Regions from separate parts of the Homo sapiens genome. Here all the other regions are linked to region 2. Evidence: chromatin loops called from intact Hi-C (ENCODE). Cell type or tissue: endothelial cell of umbilical vein. All regions are shown on one strand.

Region 1 (5,000 bases), 130 kb after region 2:
AATAGCAGCAGCAAAGTTCTACTCATGTCTTACTTGGGGCCAGGCACTGCTCTTAGCTTTAAGCCCTTAATCACTGTGCAATACACCATGCCCAGTTCCTGTTCTTATTAACGAGTCAAGGCCAGACGCAAAGGCTGTGACCTGGGCATTCAGTAGCCATCTGTGCATAACGCGAATCACAGCATTCATTTCAAGAAGGGTGAATCACTAGTTATGCTGCTGCTGAGGTTTCAAAGAAAAGAAACTGGCAGGAGTCACACATTGGGATTATTTAGCTTCCGAAAGCATTAGCTGCTTTTTGCAGAAGTAAGAAGATTTTATTCTGGTGAAATCACTCATGTTGAATTGAGGACTCATTTGGGAACTGAAGGAACTCATCTTTCTTCCCTAAGGAAACAGAAGAGACAACTAACTCTCTGTTAAAAGTTATTCAAGTTGACTAGCTAAATTTACTATCTTTTAATGCAGTTCAGATTTATAATTAAAATAATTGGGTTTTTTGGTTTGGTGGGGTTTTTGTTTGTTTGTTTATTTGAGACGGAGTCTCACTCTGTCATCCAGGCTGGAGTGCAGTGGCATGATCTCAGCTCACCGCAACCTCCGCCTCCCAGGTTCAAGCAGTTTTCCTGCTTCAACCCCCAGGTAGCTGGGACTACAGGCGTATGCCACCATGCACAGCTAATTTTTGTATTTTTAGTAGAGACAGGGTTTCACCATGTTGGCCAGGCTGGTCTCGAACTCCTAACCTCAAGTGAGCCTCCCATCTCAGCCTCCCAAAGTACTGGGATTACAGGCATGAGCCACTGCGCCCAGCCAAATAATTGTTTAAGTACGTGCTTACTGTGTAAAGTAACTGAAAATATTGTTCATGAAGCAAGGGGCTCAGATCATATAAGATCATCTCCAGCCACACCACCCTGAATGCACCTGACTATTGACACTAAGCAGGGTCAGAAATGGTTAGTTCTTGGATGGGAGATTACAATAGGTCATTTGTAACACTGATACAATAGTCTCCAATTTACAAGAATAACCTGTACATTTGAGAATGGCTCAATTCTCATGAATTGTGGCTTTAAATAAGAAATAGCAAACTGCCTGATTTTGAACCTACCCCCACCATTTACTAGTTATGTCACCTTGGGCAAGTTACTAAATCTCTCTGTATCTCAGTTCCTTGGTAAAAATGGAATCAATAGCGTTACTATAAAAACCAAATAAGCCGGGCATGGTGGTTCACGCCTGTAATCCCAGCACTTTGGGAGGCTGAGGCAGGTGGATCACCTGAAGTCGGGAGTTCGAGAGCAGCCTGACCAACATGGAGAAACCCCATCTCTACTAAAAATACAAAAAATTAGCTGGGCTTGATGGCACATGCCTATAATCCCAGCTACTCAGGCAGGAGAATCGCTTGAACCCGGGAGGTGGAGGTTGCCGTGAGCCAAGATCACGCCATTGTACTCCAGCCTGGGCAACATGAGCTTGTACTCCAGCCTGGACAAGAAGAGCGAAACTCCATCTCAAAAAAAAAAAAAAAAACAAACAGAAATTACCCTGGTTTGGTGGTGCGTGCCTGTGGTCCTAGCTACTCGGGAGGTTGAGATGGGAGGATGGCTTGAGCCTAGGAGGCTGAGGCTGCAGTGAACCATGATCGTGCCATGGCACTCCAGCCTGGGTGACAAAAGGCTTTGGCTTTAAAAAAAAAAAAAAAAAAAGTTAATACATGTTAAGTACTTAGAACAGTATCAAGCACTGTTTAGTGACATAGAAGTGTTAGTATCATTAATTGTTATCATACTTTCTGATGCAGATGCAGAATTCATGTAAAATTACACCACTTAGTCACAAAATCTGCAGATATAATATAGACTGAGAAGCAGATAAGGATATATACTAAGATCATGTCAAGTAAGCATGACATTTGGTCTTTAGAGTAATACTTATGCACACACACAAACACATGCACTTTCTCTCTCTCTCAAGAAATTTAACTCGGGGCTACTCTGGAACATAACGTACCAATGATCTCAGATTCTTTGGATCCCAAAATGATCCCAAAAAAAGATGTTAAATATTACTTTTCTTCCAAGTATTTCCAAGAACCCATTAAACACACACATGCATAAATACACACACACACTGAAAAGGTACACTTGTTTTCTGTATTTCAAAAGCACACTGGAATCATTCCACTGCACATTTGAGGAGCAAAGTGGATGGTGTTCAAACACAAACTCTTCACCCTGCAGCAGAGGAGGCCTACTAAGCTTTTACATTTTCCTCCAATTGTGAACACTGAAAGCTTTTCATTTTGTTCCAAAGGAAATGATCTTACCATAGCTCAACGATATTATCATTGTCTGAATAAAGTGGGTATCCGGTGGCCATTGCAGAAGGCCTCAATGCTAAAACCCAAGGGTACAAAAGTTAAAAGTAACTCAATAGAAATGTCAGTTACAACATTCTTTCTTTTGATTTATGAGCATCAAACTTAGAACCCTGGAGCAAGGGAATTAAGACTATGGCACAATGTAAGGGTAGTACTCTACCTCCCCTCCTTCCACCCTTGCCATTAAAAAGGCCTTCAATACCCATTTTATTTTTGTATATGGAAGAGAATTAGACTTGAAAATACCACTACATATAATTCTTTCATCTCACCAACAGGCATATTCACACTCTTCTACTAATACTGGCCAATCAGGTTGAAAATCCCTATCTCACAACTGTTATCTGTGTCACATCATTAAGATAACAATTTTTTATGTATTAGTCCAGGGTATCAAAGAACTTTATTTTTCCTTTAAAAAAAAATGACTGTTCATTCTACACTTAGTAGACTTTAAACATCTAGACTCCATTCAAGCCACAGACTATTAACACAGTTAACATGAGATGGTGGTTTCTTGCCTTTGCTCTACCCTCAGTTGTAAAAACCTTATACAGCTTTATTATCCAGATCCTGGGACAATAGCCTTCAGTAGGAGACAGATGATGAACAGAAGGTCTCATACTTACACTGTTTCCTTAGCAATGAATTAGATTCTGGGAGCTCAAGGAAAAGGTAGGAAATGACAGTCATACTTCTTTGCAAGATAAATTTCCAGCAGAATGTACTTTCTTGCTGACTTGAGCTGCTTGGTTGGGTTTCAGCCCCTCATAAAGTTGTGTTAGGTCTTGACCTAAACATTCATTCATACTTCAAATGAGTTTTTGTCTCTACTAGGTAGAAGACACTGTGCCAGGTACCAAAAGAGATTTAAAATGACCTTATTTCACTCCTGGACTTTTCCCCTTCCCCAACCTCCCTCTAGGCTGATCACACACAGCTAAATGCACTCCTATCCTATCACATCATGTCTCAGATAATGCCCCTGTTAGGGCCTTGGTTTCCTCTCTTTAATATCTCCCACCCCTACTAAGAAAACACCTATCACTTTCTTTTGTATTATAAAGGTAATACATGCAGTGATATTTATAAAATTCAAACAGCCAAGAAGGGCATGAAATGGAAAACAAAACCACAGCACCATCCCATGGCCCAGAAATAACCAAAATTCTTGGTTCCAGAAATTGATATTCACAATCAAAAATTAAGACTTTTTTTTCACCATCTTATGGTGCTGAAAAAATTAAGACTTTTATTGTGATGGTGTCAGGTGAGGGGGGGGAAAGAAAAATGTGAAGGTGTTTATTTTTGCGAACAAAAAAATGGGATCTCAGAATACATGCTGATTTGCATCTTTTCTGTTCTTTCCTCTTTTCCTGCCTGTGGACATCACTCTGAATAAGGATATGGAATAAGGATACGATGGGTGGAGCAGCAACAGCCACACTGAGATCATGAGGAAACAAGCTTGAAGGCAAACATCAAACACTGAGGCGAGGAAAGAGGAAATAAGCCTGGGTCTTCAAACTAACTCCCCCAACAGCCCAGACTTTGGACTTCTTGTTTACATGAGGTAACAAATGTCATTTTGAAATGTCTTATTTAAACCACTTTTTAACCACTTTTTGCTGTTTTTATTCTTATGTAAACCACCTTCAACTGAGTTTTGTTTACTTGCAAGTAAAAGCAGCCCCATTGCCAAACTGCTCTCTAGATAGAAGCCCAGTGAATTTATAATCCCACACTCAGCACATGTGAGAGTGTCTGTCTCCTCACACCCTTGGCTTTACAAGGTTTTGGTCCCCATCTATTCCTGGTTCATTTTCACAAGTGGCTAGAGCCTTTTCTTCCTCAAAGTCTAGCAGCTCTTCACTAAAGAAATGGCCCATTGCAAAGCAGTAACAGCAAGGCTGCTTATCATTGGCCAGTATTTCACTCATTCTGCTTCGCCTATGTCATCCCTTATGGGCACGAGGCTCACATGGCTTCTTCCAAAGCAGACTCTGTCATCACAGGGCCAGAATATACTATAACACACAACACCAGTCCGGACTCTGCTAGACTATGACAACCACAGGGTGTGGAAAGACAGACCCTAGACTGGGAACAGGGTGGCCTGGCTCTCATCTGCCATTTTTGAGCTGGTTGGCTGAAGACAAGTCACCTCACCTCCTGAAGCCTGTTTCTTTGGATGTAAAAGGCAGGGTCTGGAAGCTACAGCCTAGGATCCTTATGAAGATTGGGACATGGTACACACAGGCACTGATGCTAACCTGTCACTGACTATTACAGGTGGGACTTAGGCTGAGGCAAGCCCCTGGCCTCCTTCAACACTGTGGTCCTTCTTTGTCCTCTTTGCCCTCTCAGCTTGTCACACTCCTGCCACCACAGCTGGCAGCCTGTCAGGTCATGATGGCTAACCCGAAGAAAATCAGGCCCATCCTTCTGCTCCTCCCACAGATAGGCAGCACTCCCACGAGCCCCATCGCAGTGAAAGGATATGATCAATGTCCAGCCAGCCGAGAGGCAGCGCATGCCAGCGAATGTACAGGAAATGCCAAGGCCTGGGCTGGTACCTGCACCAAATGCATATGATTTTTCACCCAGTCAG
Region 2 (5,000 bases):
TCCATTGATTTTGAATTTAAGCCATCTCTCCATGGCCTTGAGCACTGTCTTTTATCAAAACTTTGACAATTTTAACTTCTCTGAAAAGACTGAGACTATTTTTTAGTGTCTCTCTCAATTCCATTTTTTCAGTGTCTCTCCCTCTCTCTAAATTCTACTGGGGCGTGTGTGTGTGTGTGTGTGTGTGTGTGTGTGTGTGTGTGTGTGTGTGTGTTTCTGGGGGTTAGTTTTGCTCCTAAGAATTATTCTTTTTTAAAAGTTCAGATGGAGTGATTCTAAGGTTCTTCTTGTCAACCTCAGTGAACTGTTCACACTTAGATTCTGTTACTTCATTTACATTTTTCTAATATGTGGTGTTTTCAGCTTGTGACTAGATCACCCCCATCTGGTGAGTGCATTCAGCACTTTCTGATATGCTGTCTTGGACTATGTACATACTATGTATACCACAGTAAATTGAGCCACAGTGTGCTGCGAGCTCTGGCAAAGCCCAATAACCTCTAAGGGAAAATGGGCCAGAAACAGGAAGCAAGAATGGAGAATGTGGTGTGGCAAATGAAGAATGATGATTCCTAGGAGGCTCCTCTCTGGACATGCAGCAGTCTGGTTCCTTCTAGTTAGCTGGAAGCACTGCCCCAAAGAACAAACAGAAAAGGAACTATCTGTGCCCTTAGGCAAAATCACCTAATGTCCCTGAGAATCTGTTCCATTTCCTCTCAAGACAATGAGAATGTTAGACTAATTTATATCCATCATTCCTTCTAGCTCTGATGTCCTGAGTCTATAAATGACTGGCCCCTTCCTTCAATCAAGAAATAACCTCACTACACCCAGCTGTGGGAGAGAATAAAAATCCAAGACTTCCCAAAGGCTGAGCTGAGAGCAAAGAGGCTGCTTCTCTCGTGGCCCAGCCTCGCTCTCTGCAGGTCCCCCAGCTCACACTGTACGGCCCACAGACCTCCATCTGCTTGACCAGCCTGCTGCGGTCATCTTTGAGGTGACTCTTGGCTTCCAGCTCATACTCCAGGTCCTTCAGCGTCTGCTCCAGAAGCTGCCTTTTTGTGAGTGCTTCATCCTGAGCTCTCTGGTAGTCCCGTAACTCTTCCTCCATCAGACGCATCTAGGAGGAGAGACAGCTGGGATGGTTTTCTGGGGTGCATCAAGAGCATAGAGACCTCCACAGACAGTGCACAGGCTGACCCCACCAAAAGGAAGATCAGCTGGACTCCCACAATATGGGAGATCAGAAGACCTTGAGCAAGTCCTACCTCCCTCTGGGCCTTACTTTCCTTTTTGTAAAAAGAGGAGGTTTTCCAGCTACAGGCAGCAACCTATTAGGTTACAAATTCTATTTGGTAGATATTGACCAGCATTTTTTAATTAAATAGAACAGAAAAAAATAGCAGAGTATTAGCAAATATTGATTTGCAAATCTTTTGTGCTAGACATTCATATATTTGTGCAGATGCGTGTATTCCTGGGTTGCAAGATATAGTTTTTTTTTGTCTTTTTTTTTTGAGATGGAGTCTTGCTTTGTTGCCCAGGCTGGTGTGCAGTGGTGCGATCTTGGCTAACTGCAGCCTCCATCTCCTGAGTTCAAACAATTCTCCTGCCTCAGCCTCCCAAGTAGCTGGGATTACAGGTGCATGCCACCACACTGAGCTAATTTTTGTATTTTTAGTACAGATGGAGCTTCACCATGGTGGCCAGGCTGGTCTCGAACTTCTCAACTCAGGTGATGCCCGCCTCAGTCTCCCAAAGTATTGGGATTGCAGGCATGAGCCACCGTGCTCAGCTGAATGCAAAATGTCGTTTTTACTAGGTCATGTTAAAACCTCTCGAGAGCCCCTTAACTAAATACATGTTTCCCAGGGGGTAATTTATTGTCTACCTGTATCACTGTCACCTCAAAAGAGGTTTCAACTCAGTGAAAAAGAACACACAACTGAATTAATGACCGCAAAGCAACCTACTGGCAAAAAACCTAACAACATACACAGGCACATTAGGGAAAGCCACTGCTTTGTAGAAGAACATGATTAGCTAGCTTAATTTATAATGTTGTTGTTTTTTCCATCCACAAGGTGGCACTCAACTAACAGCTTTGAAGAAAGCGCAACAGACAAAACAGCTTGATTCACAAGGGCCAGTCAGTGTCTTGAACTTCTCTAGAAGCTCCCTGGGGAGACCAGCCAGCTCAGGGCACAGTAGGTCTTCCTTAAACATCTGTGTGGGCTGATCTGGTGAAGCCGCAGGCTGTCTGCTTTGTTCTAAGTGTCCTACCCTCTTGGAGTTGGTACTAGTATTGAGTAGAGCTAGTCTCATGAATAGAATAATACACCAGGGGGTCTGTTTCCTTCAGAGTATATGAAAGTGAATGGCCATCTCCGCTACAGAATGCCACCCTTCTGCAGTGTCTGGCACAGAAGAGTTGGAAAGCCCCAGTAGTTGAGGACAGCTTTGGAGAACCCGTGGAAAAGCTTGAGGAAATGTGTTCTTCTCTGGGAGGCTGACAGGAGCACTGGGCATTTCTAAGAGAACAGCCTAGCCTTGAAGATGACATCTCCAGATGAAGACCCACATCTGGTTTTAGTGGTTACCATGACAGAAAGTACATGAAAGCACAGAATGAAAATCACCCCATGGAAAACAGTGATGGGACATTTTCTGGATACAGAGGATGTGCTATATTCCAGAGCGTTAAAAAAACAAAAAACAAAAACGCTCTATGACTCAGTTTCCTCATTCACAAAATTGGGATAATTATAAAATCAGCCTTCTAAAGCTATTATGAGAATCAAATGAGATGATACCCAGAAAGAACATGAGTGTGAGGGTCAGAAAGAATGACAGGCAAATGTGCAGCCTGCGTTTCCTTCCTGTCCCCCTTCCCAATGCCCAGCGTGCCCTCCTCCACTGCTCAGCACAGCCCCACCTTCCACACCCAGCAGGTCCCTCCTAACACCCGGTAAGGGCCCCATCATACTCAGAGTCCTTGACGAGGGCCGGCAGAAGAGATTAACTAGCATGGTGTCTGTGAACAATGTATCCTGAATCATAAGCAAGCAAACAACTTTTGAACTTCCTAGTGCTACCTTTAAGTAGTTAAAATCACCCTTTGCTAAAAGAGATGTAGAAAATAAACTGAACAATGGTAATCACTAAGTCTCGATTCTCTAAAGATCATGCTTATCAGAGGTAGAATGGGTGAAAAATGCCTATTTCTCTCAAAGCAAAGGCAGCCACTATTACAGCACTTAGAACGGACTCCTGTAGCTTTTGGGGTTTTTTTTTAACCAAGATCTTCAACCAGCTCAATCAAAACACAAGCAGAGGGGCAGTGAACAGAGTTGAGCCTGAGTTTTTTAAGGATCCAGAGAGACCTTGGCTTGTTAATTCACTTTTGTTTTAAACAACTCCATCACTCTACCAACTTAGTCAAGGGTGGTATCTCACTGCAGTTTCCCTGCAGAATGATGAGGTGTCCATGTCTGTTGCTCACATGGAAACAGTGTCTCACAGGGCTGCATCAGTGAGAAAAATCCAGGAAGGGCCATCTTTATTTTCCTTGCAAGGAATCCTTTTTTTTTTTTGTTTTGGAAGGACTGCTCTTTTATAAACAATACTGGTCTCCATCTGGCCTTAACTAGTCTCTCTGGACCTCAGTTTCCTTATCTAACTAGAGGATCTCTATGTTTCTTTCCAACCCAAGGATTCTATCATAAAAATCATTATATAAAACGCAACGGGAAGTACTTTTCAGGGGTCATTGTGACACTGTGATCTTCTGAAGTCAAATCAGACCAGGTGCTTGTTGGTGTTCTGGCAGATACCTGAATCCTTCTGCCTCTGTGCTGTAGTAATGAATGTGATTTTTTTTTTTTTAATACCAAAGAGAACTGTGATGTCAGTGCGCTAATTTCACTGCTTACTTGGAGTCCTGTATCACATAACCCTGAGCCAAAGGGGATCCATTATCAGGGGCCTTTCAAGAGTGTTCTAGAAGCCTGCAATAAATATCTATTGTTCTTTTACACAGTTTCAGCACTGACTCATGGGTGACTTTTCTTTGATCATCAAAGAAATTAAAGTTTGTTTTTTAAAGAAAAAAATGTTTTCCTGTGGAATCTTGGTGCTCTCGGCACTGTTCATGAAAAATAAGCCCCTAAAATTAAAGAAAAGGAAATTAATATTTATGAAGTGTCCGGGATGTACAGACTCGCTGCTACACAGTCTCACATATTAACTCATTTAATTAAGTCACTAATATTTGGTATATTTTTAAAGAGGTAGAAACATATGCTCAGAAAACTGGGGTTAAGTTGCTCAAGGTGACCCAGTTGGCAAGAGGTATAGCTAGAAATCAGCATAGGCTGTGCTTACATTTTGAAGCCTCCGGCTTTCCATTAAAACAATCAAAAACATCCCCTTTCTTTTTCTCAGTTCTTGAGAGGCCAAGCCTGAAGGGAGCTAGCATTTGGGTTTCTTTGCTCAATTATTCTTAAATATAAAACGAATGTTTTAATCATTTCAATACTCATAAATTCCTGAGGATTTCTTTTACTCGCCATTATTGTTGTTGTGAAACTCTTGTCCGCCACCCTCATGCCAATAAAAGTCTGTATTTTCAAAAATCAATGGCCAAAAAACAGTCAGTTACTGTAATCCCTATTCTAGGATTAAATTAAAACATGAAAGCATATAAATAAATCATCTGGACACAGCTGGGCACATCATGGCTGCTCCATAAATGGCAGCTAAACATTTTAGGCAAAAAATTATAGATTCATCAAGAAAATGGTCAGGTTAAAGCTGTGTCCATTTAGCCTCACAGTCCGCCGGTGGGTCCTTTGTGCTCCAGAATGCCATTTGCCCACGGAACCCATCCAGAAGGTGAAGAATGAAGAGTCAAGCACCAAAGCTGTCTCACGAATCTACCCCCAAGTCCCTCACAGAAGACTTTCAGGGCAAAGGATACTTTGAATAAGGGATAAAGGAAG
Region 3 (5,000 bases), 50 kb after region 2:
TGGCACAATCTCGGCTCACTGCAACCTCCACCTACTGCGTTTAAGCGATTCTCCTGCCTCAGCCTCCCAACTAGCTAGGATTACAAGCATGCACCACCATGCCCAGCTAATTTTTGTATTTTTAGTAGAGACAGGGTTTCACAGTGTTGGCCAGGCTGGTCTTGAGCCCCTGACCTCAGGAGATCTGCCCGCCTTGGCCTCCCAAAGTGCTAGGATTATAGGCATGAGCCACCATGCCCAGCCCCTTTGCCCATTTCTAATGCTGATTGTTTCTATTGCTGGGCACTAGTCAGTCCCCAGGCCTCTTCCCTCTAGCTCCTGCCCTTCCTTTCCCATGACCCCTTTTTCTGGCTTACTCTGTTTTTCACTCCCATCCTCCACACCCTCACCTTGGTCCAACTGCCTTCTCCAAAAGTACATGCATGTTTACAGAGCGTGTATTTGTTGGCTGGATAAAGGTGCCAGCCAATGTACTGGAAAAGGCAATAAACCAGGGACCCAAAAGCTGGATGTCAGAACCATCTCAAACAACTCCTTGCACCTTCCTGGAGAGCTGGGGGAAGGAGAGTGGCAAGTGGGCTTCTGCAGTGCTTTGCAGCTAGCTATTGATGGACAATTAATCAGATTCTACTTAAGAGATCAATAAACAGATTAATTTAGATACTCCCTAATAAGGTAAGAATCTGGGCCAGGAGCTGTAGCTCACACCTGCTATCCCAGCACTTTGGGAGGCAGAGGTGGGAGAACCACTTGAGCCCAGGAGTTCGATACCAACATGAGCAACACGGCAAAACCCCATCTCTAAAAAAAATACAAAAAGTAGCCAGAGGTAGTGACACTCACTTGTAGTCCCAGCTACTCTGTAGGCTGAGCTGGAAGGATGACTTGAGCCTGGGAGGTCGAGGCAGCAGCGAGCCATGATTATGCCACTGCACTACAGCCTGGGTGACAGTGCGAGACTCTCAAAAAAAGAATCTACCCTTGGGTCACCATGTATCCTTTCACAGTCTAGGCCTATCTAGCAGCTAATGAGACCTTTTAAGCTATTAACAGCTTTCCACAACACACCACAAGACAATCACTGCTCTGGAGCAGGCTTTATTTCAGGAAAGGGAGGTAGCAATGTCTACAGTGAGAGGATCCCATCCAGTTAAAGTGCCTTCCAGAAGGAGCTGTGCTGTTGACTTGAGGATGTTTAACCAGGTGAACCTTCTCGCAGCACCAGATGCAAAAGATTCGGAACTTCTCAAGAAACAAAAGCTGTGAATTTAAAATGAAAGAAGCTTGGGGGATGGGGAGGCTCTTCACCTGCAATATCTACCAGGCCCACATGTTGTTCTGCCGCCTCTCCTACAGAGCATCTTGATCACTGTGGCCTTTGTCCTCCTACCACAATGAGCGGCTCCCATGGAGAGACAGGCCCCTGACCTTGTGTGCCCTCTTTGTGAGCCCCATGAACACCATGAGCCCACGGTCCTGGCTGCTGGATGCAAACAGGGCCGGATGTACAGGAATGTCAGCCGTAAACTCAGAGACAGGATTAACCTCAAAACAAGAAGTTATTTTGGGGCCTTACTATCCTGTTAGTTAAATGACAGGCCAGACTCTAATTAATTTCTACTAGTGTTTTGACAAGGTCAACACCAGTGGCTACACAGGGGCAAAGTAAATTATTAACCCTCCTTCTCCACTGGGCCTGAATCAGCCAGAGAGTTCACCACCTGCCAGCCACGTTTTCTCTCCAGTTCAGCAGCAGGAGGGGCATGGTACACAGCACAGGCATCTGCTTCTGGCCTGAAGGGTCACTAAGACAGCTACAGGAAGTGGCAATGAGTTGAACCTGCAAGGGAAACAGTTCACAATGGGACGGGGAGAAGGAAGCACTGCACACAGGGTAGGAGCCTGGCATCCTGGTGCCTCCAAAACCCCAAAACCAAGCAGCAAAGGAGCCATGGAAGGCTTCTTCTCACAAAAAGTCATAGGCTTAGAGTCATGAAATGCCTTGACCAGGCAGAAAGAGGTCCCTGTAAATCAGAGAGCATGAGGGGTCCAAAGAACATACCTTTCCTTTGGACTTGGCATATGCTGGACTCAAGTTTAGGGTCATAGTTATAAACCCAACTGGCTCAAAATACTTCCCCAGATGGACTCTATCGGACAACCTCACTGCCTATTTTCCAAAGTTTACTAATGCCTTGGTTCTTGCTCCAAATACATGAAGAACCCAGTGTTTTCCAACGAAGTTTGCTAGCATCTAAGTCTTCGTTGCACTGTCATCCAGCAAACACTTTGCAGAGTAGATGTCTTTGGGCTCTTGGACAATTCAGGGATGGAAAAAACAAGATTTTCCCATCCTCCTGCACCACGTCTCCCTGAATGCTTTCAGATCTATCTCTAATGCCACCTTCTCTGGACTCTATCATTTATTTGCTTGACTTCTTTGTCCCCAGCCTTATTTCAAAAAGTCTTTGAAGCACGTCCAGCCTTTTATTTCTAACTGTAAGGGGACTCAATGTTTCCCTAAACCCAGAGACTGCCAGTATTCCTTCCCACTAGACCACACACTTGAGAAACATGTGCAGAAATTTAACAAATAAAACAAAAAGAAAGAAAAAGAAGGGAAGTGTTAAAAGGAGAAATATGTGTGCTTGGCCATATTCTCTCCTTCATCTGTAAGTTCCCCAAGGATAAGGCCCGTGCATGACTTTGGAATTTCCTGAGGAATGGAACAAGCTTCTCCCAGTCCCCAACTCCTACTCACTGCTGACAAAACAGCATTACTTTATTCATTACTGTGAAAACTGCTGCAGTCACCCTGTGGAGCAAACACCTTGCCCTTTATTTTGTCTTTCATGAAACTAAACTAATAATGCTGGTTCAAACAAGTTCTGTTCCCTAGAGATGACTCGGACAGAGGGATTTTTCCATTGCATCTAACTTGGACTTGTTCTGGCCCACATTTCCAGAATTCTAACGTGTGGTCACCGTGAACACATGACTTACTCTGTAGCTAAAACTCACTAAACCACATCTAATCACTTCAGAGGCCGCCTACTACTCTGATGGTTTCTACTGAATTCTTCTGTCACCAACTATTTGCCTAAATCCATTTACATCTATCCAGTACCTCAAGTAAATAAGCACTCAAGAATATTTGTTGAATGAATAAATACATGAATGCAAACAAAACTATTAGCTGTCTAAGGTAAAACTATAAAAGGCATAAAAATGAATAAGGAAAATGGTTACCCCTAAAGAGGTGTTCAAGTCTCAGAGGAGAACAAGACATACTTTGGTTCAAGAAGTTCCCTGCGTCTAGAATGTCCTTGCCCACCCATAAGTCACCTTGCTAATTCCCACTGCCCCCAAGACTCACCCAAGCCTCACTCCCTCTTAGGAACCCGCCCTGGCCTGCCTACACGGAGCAAAGTCACCCTTTTCCGAACTTCTGCTTTCCGTGCCATATGCCAGCTTCTCATGCCCCACACCGAACTGGCTGTCAGCTTTCTTGTCTGTCTCTACTAGGCTGGGGAAGAGTTGAGAGCAGAGGCCACCTTGTCCATCTCTGCACCCCAGATTTCGCATGATGCTTGATGTGTTGAGTAAACAAACAAAAACTACAGGCAAAGCAAAACACAATAAATGCCACCCGAGGGACAAAAGACCCTGGGGATTTCAAAGAGAAAGAACAGCAGCTGCTGGGTGGACCCAAGAAGGAGATGTCATCTGACCTGAGCCATGAAGGATGGCACGATTTTAAATGGCGGAGACCATAGCTCGGGGGCTGGTGAAGGATGTTGGGGACAGACAGGCTAATATGAGCCGGGGGAAAGAAGAAAGCAAGCAGGGAGACCACTAGGGCACACGCAGAGAATCCAGTGAGAGAGCACAGGACAGCAGGTCAGAAAAGACAGTCTGAGGCTGGAATACGTACAGCCCTGGGAGGATTATTTTCCCCACTGCAAGAAGAAGATTCTTTGGGATCAGAGATGTGGTGTGTCAAAAGTATTCAGTCACTCCATCTATTGCTCATTAACTAGGCTTGGGGTTGCACAGCAGGCATTTATGTAAAAAGAGAAGAAAAGAAAACACACACACACACACACACACACACACACACACACACACACACCACACTTGTATATACATAGATCCCAGTTTCTCAGAGTGACATGATTGACATTTTGGGTCAGATATGTCTCTGTTGTGGGGACTGTCCTTTCTTGCAGGTCAGGATTGCAAAGCAAAGTCCCAGAGGTGGCTAATACGGAGTAACAGGGCACACTCTTCTGTGGAGGTGACAGGGAATCCTTTAGTGTGGCTGGCACCAAGCTCACCAGGGACAACAGTGAGGGCCAGGGTTGCAAAGGCAGGTGGGAGCCAGGTGGTGGAGTGCAGGCCTTGGAGACCAGGCAGGACTCTGTAACTGAAGGGAAGCCACCAGGGACTTGTGAGGGTGGCCAACCTGCGGCAGGTGGTGTGGTCAGAAGGGGGCAACACAGTTGGGGAAATAGGGAGATGGCTGCTGAGGCCTGAACCAGGGCAGCAACTGTGAGAAAGGAGGTCAGAGGATGGAACTGAGCTGCTGTGGATGTGGAAGCCACAGACCTGGGTAGCAGACAGAAGGTGAAGGTCAAGGTCAAGGCAGAGGCAGGGGCCCCCAGTGACAAAAAATTAAAAATACTTCACTAAACTTAGGACTTCTTCTTGACCTGCCTTAGGAGAGGTGCAGATCAATACTCTTATTTCACTGTACATGGAATAAATTCAAAAGATATGAAAGGTTTACACACTGTTTTTTGAAAGTTTTCCTCTTACTCCATCCCCCTACATATCCCCAGAAGTAACCACTATTGACTAGTTATCTCCCTCTTGAAATAATCCATATGTGCACAAGCACATATGCATGTATAGCAATATATTATGTATGTTTTTTATAACACAAATAGTATCCCTTTACAAGAGAGGAAATAAAAACAGAGAAAGACTAGGAGAATTCT
Region 4 (5,000 bases), 65 kb after region 2:
TAAAAATACAAAAAAACTAGCCAGGCGTGGTGGCACATGCCTGTAATCCCAGCTACTTGGGAGGCTGAGGCAGGAGAACTGCTTGAACCTGGGAGGTGTAGGCTGCAGTGAGCCAAGACTGTGCCATTGTACTCCAACCAGGGTGACAGAGCAAGACTCCATCTCAAAAAAAAAAAAGAAGGAAAGAGAAAGAAAGAAAGAAGGAAAGGAAAGGAAAGGAAAGGAAAGGAAAGGAAAGGAAAGGAAAGGAAAGGAAAGGAAAAGAAACCGCAGAGAAATTCAAAAGCAAGGCACAGAAATTCAAAGAATAATACTAGAGTTCCCAAAAAGACCTCCCACATCACCACTGAAAAAATTCAACAGGAACTACATGGCAGGGACTGAAAACCCAGTCAGAAAGGAAATTTGTCCTAAACTAACTTTCACTTGCCAGACACCGCACGGATGTGACTATGTCCCAGGCACCATGCTGAGCTCAAGAGGCTAAGAGCACAGGCTCTTGACTTGCATATGGGGTGTATTGGTCTATGTTATTTTATTTATTTCTTTATTTATTTTGTAATTTGAAGATATGCTTAAAAGTTGGGAGATCTCACAGAAACATCCAGATATCTGGCTTCTTGAAAAAAATGAAAGATCTAGCAACATGGGCCCAGCATTCTCTCACTGGCAACTCTAAGCTGGAGCAGAGAAGCCACTGACCGCTCCAGCAAAGGACATGCCCTCCAGCCAGCTTGTCACAGTCCCCACCATACCCTCCTATCATCCCAATAACAGACTCAGTGCTTTACTCATTTATGCTCCCTGTCTGGCCCCAGAGGTACTAGAGTTTGTCACTCCCTCTCAGGAAAAAAAAAAAGGACAAAAGTGCCCCCTATGCCTAAGAAGTGCAGAGTCTAATGGAGGAAGCAGACAAGATGAGAAATTATAATAGGGTATGATACAAACTACAGTAGAAGAATGGCCAGGGTTCCGCAGAAACCCTAAGGAAGGTGAAGGAAGGTGCAACTAACTCCACCAAAGGGAGTATAGGTATCTAGGGCATGTTCATAAAAGAGAGGACATTTGGGGGAATTCTTGCAGGAGGACAACAGCCTGTTCAGATGGCAAAGCAGGAGCAAGTCACTCTACACGTATGAAGAGGTGAGAGGTCTGAAAGACACAGAGTTTTCTGGAGATGGGTTAGGCAGAGAAGGGACTTCTTCCCTACCATGCTAACAATTTTCAGCTTAAATCTGGGGCAATGGGGAGTCAAGCAAGTTACTTAAGCAAAGGCTGACACGATCAGATTTGGTTTTGTAAGGAAAGTTGCTGGCAGCAGTATAGAAAACAACCTGGAACAAACAGCCCTTGCTGGCCCACACCCCAGTGGGTACTAAGGCGAACCCCTTTGTGTTAGCTTCCCGGTGCCTGGAAACTGTCCATTCTCTGCCAGTGATACACGTCTTGACTACTTCGCCTGTTTCGTTTTTACAGACTGATATGGGTCAATGTAGTTGTCGCTCTTGAAATGGCATAATGAAAATACTATGAGTTAATATATAATGCAGACATTTGAACAGGACAAAATGCAGTAACATAAGTCTCTACTGATGATCTCAATTCCATACAACAAAGATATCCTTTCACCTACCATGTATCCTTTCCTCACTTACATATCTCTGACAGTAGAGAACCTGGAAGCTTCCAATAAATAGCCCCCACCCCATGTGAGGCACAAGTTTGATTTTCCTTATACTTAAATCACTACAAACATATCCCCCAACACTATTCTCAACTGCCCTTAAAGGAGCCACCCAGAATACACCACATTAAGTCAAGTTTTGAGGCAAGATTTAAGGGTGATAAAGATATGGGTCCAAAGGAGAAAAATTTTAACTCAGTAGCCTATTGGCATGTACCTGATGAAGCAATAGCACATAAAGATAGATCACAAGGATACCAGGCTGGTGCACAGAAATGAAATGAGATGCAAATAACAGGCATGTCCCCTCAAAGCAATAAAAATTAAATCGGTTTCGCTTTTCTCCCTCAAATTCAGTCAAATCTAAAAAAAAATAAGACAGGGAAATCAACAAGAGGCTTTTAAAAACGGTCTCCAAGTTGTAATAACCCCAAACAGTCTATTTCCCAGACTTTTTATTGTTATAACAAACAAACCCATCTTTCATTTCTTGTCATTTGCAATTACTGTGCCATAATTGAAAATCAGTGAATCACCATAGGGCTTAGGGGAGAGAGGGCCTACTAACTCTGAGCTGTCACTGTAATCATCACAGAATAAACAATATCAAGAATTCTTTCTTCATCATTTTTAACCTATATATTGCAGAGTCTCTGAAAATTTTATAATCTGTAATTCCCCTCTTTCCCTAAAGATGGCATGACATTTCAAACCATTTTCCCCTTCAAAATACTGTTTTTCTCTTCTTCAACAGCCAGTATGACGTCTGCCCCAAAAGACTTCAGCATAATTTTGAATCTATTTGTAGGAGCCAAGAATTCAATTAAGAGAAAAATTATCTTGGAAGGGTTTCGGCAATTCAGCCAATTAACCCTCTTGTAACTGTGCTGAGAAAAGAACCTGAATTGTCCAACAAAAGGCTACACAAAATCAAAAGGAACAGACTAGGGTGGGGGATGAAGGATTCCAGGAATCTGGGTCCCGTCTGCACTTCTGCCCATTAACTTGGTCACACAATGCCCTCGGCCTCTGACCGTTAGGAACGCCTGGGAGAGTACATCCCTCCACTCTGCAAGGGGCTGCAGAACCTCAAGTGTTCATATGCAGCTTCTTCATCTCCCCCTCTGCAACAGGATTTAACCAATGTCCCTACCAACGTTTCAGTTTATAGACTTTAAAAGGTCAATAGCAGGACCATTGAGCTTATTCTTTGTTAATAAGCTCTGTGTCCATGATCTGATGAATTGAGATTCACTCTCTAATTAAAAGGAATGAAGGGGATTTGCAGTGGTGTGGGAGAGAGGGTCTTACCCTTTCATCTGTTCACAAGCCAGATTCTCCTGCCCCATCCCTCACCTTGGTTGCTTCTTCCACACTCTCCCTCAGGGCCTGCAACTCAGCATCATATTGCTCCTTCAGCTTGTCCATCTCCTGATCATGGCTGGAAACCTCTTCTTTCAGGGCTCCCTTCAGGGCGGTGAGTTCACGCTCTCGCTTTCTCAAGAGGTCTTCTTGCTCCTCTTTGGCAATCAGCAGATCTTGAAGATCCTGTTTTGCCTGTAAGAGCTCCTAGAGAGAGGAAACACGAAGGGAGAAGGTGACAATGAAACATCTTGTTGAGAGGCCCTGTATCTCCCCTCCAGTTCAGTCCCCATGTGCACAGCCATCTCACCTGGCCTTGCCACTCTCTCCTTCCACATCCCGCACACCTGTTTAGACCATTTCTTCCTCTCCCCCTGCATTTCTCAGAGGCCATCATTCCCTTGGATTCCTCTGCCTCTGCTTCTTGGAGATTTGATTGAATTTGAGGGAGAAAGGGGAAACTAATGTAAATTTCACTGCTTTGGGGAACACGTCTGTATCTTCCATCTCATTTCACTTCTGTGCAGTGATCTGTTGCCCTTGCTCTTGCCCTGTGTGTGCTGTTGCTTCACGGGGGCACGCCAGCTTGCCTACCTTGCTTCATATCCCCTGGGACCCTGAGTGTGGTCAAACCCTTCATCCACATTCCTCGTACTCAGGACAACTTTGCCTGTTTTTCTTCTATCTCATTTGCCCATCTGAGCAGAGCACAATATTCATATTTTCCCCTTCTTAACTGCCAGGTATTAATGAGGAAGGTCACAAAGCTGGGGCAACAGGCTCCACTATAAATCACATTACCTGAGCCCAGTGTGTCCTGCCAAAGGCTCGGCATTCCTTTCCCTCCAGCATTTTTGTCCCAGACCTTCTCAGTTTTCCAGCTCAGGACTCGCCCTCACAGACACCTTTGCTCTTCCCTCAGCCAGAGAGATGTGGGCATCTTGGCTCCCTCTCCACCTCAACCCCTCTCTGCACTCCAGGCCTTCTTCCACCCAGAGTCCCTCCACAGAGAACGCACTGTCCCCTGCCAGCCTGCTCCCAGTCTTCACTCCATCAGTTATTGACATGGTTTGGCTCTATGTCCTCACCCAAATCTCATCTTGAGTTATAATTCCCATAATTCCCACTTGTCAAGGGGGGGACACTGTGGGAGATGATTGGATCACGTGGATAGTTTTCCCCATGTTGCTCTTGTGATAGTGAGTTCTCATGAGATATGATGGTTTTATAAGGGGCTTTCCCCACTTTGCTCACTCTCTCTCCTGTTGCCTTGTGAAGAAGGTGCCTGCTTCCCCTTCTGCCATGAAGTTTCCTGAGGCCTCCCCAGCCATGCGGAACTGTGAGTCAATTAAACCTCCTTTGTTTATAAATTACCCAGTCTCAGGTAGTATCTTTACATCAGTGTGAGAATGGACTAATACAGTTGTCTTTTCTTTCTGCCATTTTGTTCCTACCCATACTCTTGAATCTTGGCTACCTGCCAAACTTCACCACCAAAATGTCTGAAAGCATAATTTCTGTTCACTGCCTCTACTTCACAACTGCCCATTCACTCCTTAATCTCTTGCTATATGATTTTTGTCCCTGCTCTACCAAGACAGTCCCCTGCAAGGTCATTGTGACCTTTACTCATATCCGATGGCCTTTTCCCAGTTGTCAATTTTCTTTACCCCTCTTTCATCCTCCCTTCCTGTCTCTCTAAGATGCCCTTCTTTCTTGTAGTGCCAAGATAACACAGACTCCTGTTTTCTTCCCTCAGGCTGTTTCTTCTTTGATAATCTTTTCTGGCTTTTCACTCCCTCTTCCCAAAATCTATGATGATCTCCAAGATTGCAACTTTGCATTCTTTATTCTCTTTTAGCAAGCTCATTTTTGTTTTTCCAACTATTAATTCTATGTAAATGACTCCTAAACCTTTACCTCTTACCCTTCTCTGAGTTCAAACCTGCACTAA

What was found. A loop is a pair of places that touch in the nucleus more often than their neighbours do. Peaks named below come from ENCODE experiments on the same cell type or tissue, not always from the same donor. Only the 100,000 strongest peaks of a DNase experiment are listed, where the experiment ranks them.
Region 1: a loop joins it to region 2, with 2.5 times the contacts of the local background. A loop is called at or near these places in 2 of 110 quality-filtered maps.
Region 3: a loop joins it to region 2, with 2.1 times the contacts of the local background. A loop is called at or near these places in 11 of 110 quality-filtered maps.
Region 4: a loop joins it to region 2, with 4 times the contacts of the local background. A loop is called at or near these places in 11 of 110 quality-filtered maps.

Annotation. Positions count from the first base shown.
Region 1 is chr15:57,390,645-57,395,644 of GRCh38, reverse strand. The region is part of intron 1 of CGNL1 (cingulin like 1); the gene reads right to left. Among named protein-coding and RNA genes, the nearest start is that of CGNL1, 17 kb to the right of the region's middle. In endothelial cell of umbilical vein, no CTCF peak of the experiment used is centred here; DNase peaks (open chromatin) are centred at 154 and 2,394; H3K27ac peaks cover 2,303 bases.
Region 2 is chr15:57,524,774-57,529,773 of GRCh38, reverse strand. CGNL1 (cingulin like 1) reads right to left here. Exons shown (of 19, transcript NM_032866.5): 13 at 959-1,120. Among named protein-coding and RNA genes, the nearest start is that of GCOM1, 65 kb to the left of the region's middle. RefSeq lists an enhancer at 1,901-2,484. In endothelial cell of umbilical vein, a CTCF peak has its summit at 2,094 (motif pointing right); DNase peaks (open chromatin) are centred at 2,113 and 4,003; H3K27ac peaks cover 784 bases.
Region 3 is chr15:57,474,625-57,479,624 of GRCh38, reverse strand. All of the region lies in intron 8 of CGNL1 (cingulin like 1), which reads right to left. Among named protein-coding and RNA genes, the nearest start is that of CGNL1, 100 kb to the right of the region's middle. RefSeq lists an enhancer at 3,963-4,462. In endothelial cell of umbilical vein, no CTCF peak of the experiment used is centred here; a DNase peak (open chromatin) is centred at 2,804.
Region 4 is chr15:57,459,933-57,464,932 of GRCh38, reverse strand. It overlaps CGNL1 (cingulin like 1), which reads right to left. Exons shown (of 19, transcript NM_032866.5): 8 at 3,041-3,253. Among named protein-coding and RNA genes, the nearest start is that of CGNL1, 86 kb to the right of the region's middle. In endothelial cell of umbilical vein, no CTCF peak of the experiment used is centred here; a DNase peak (open chromatin) is centred at 2,312.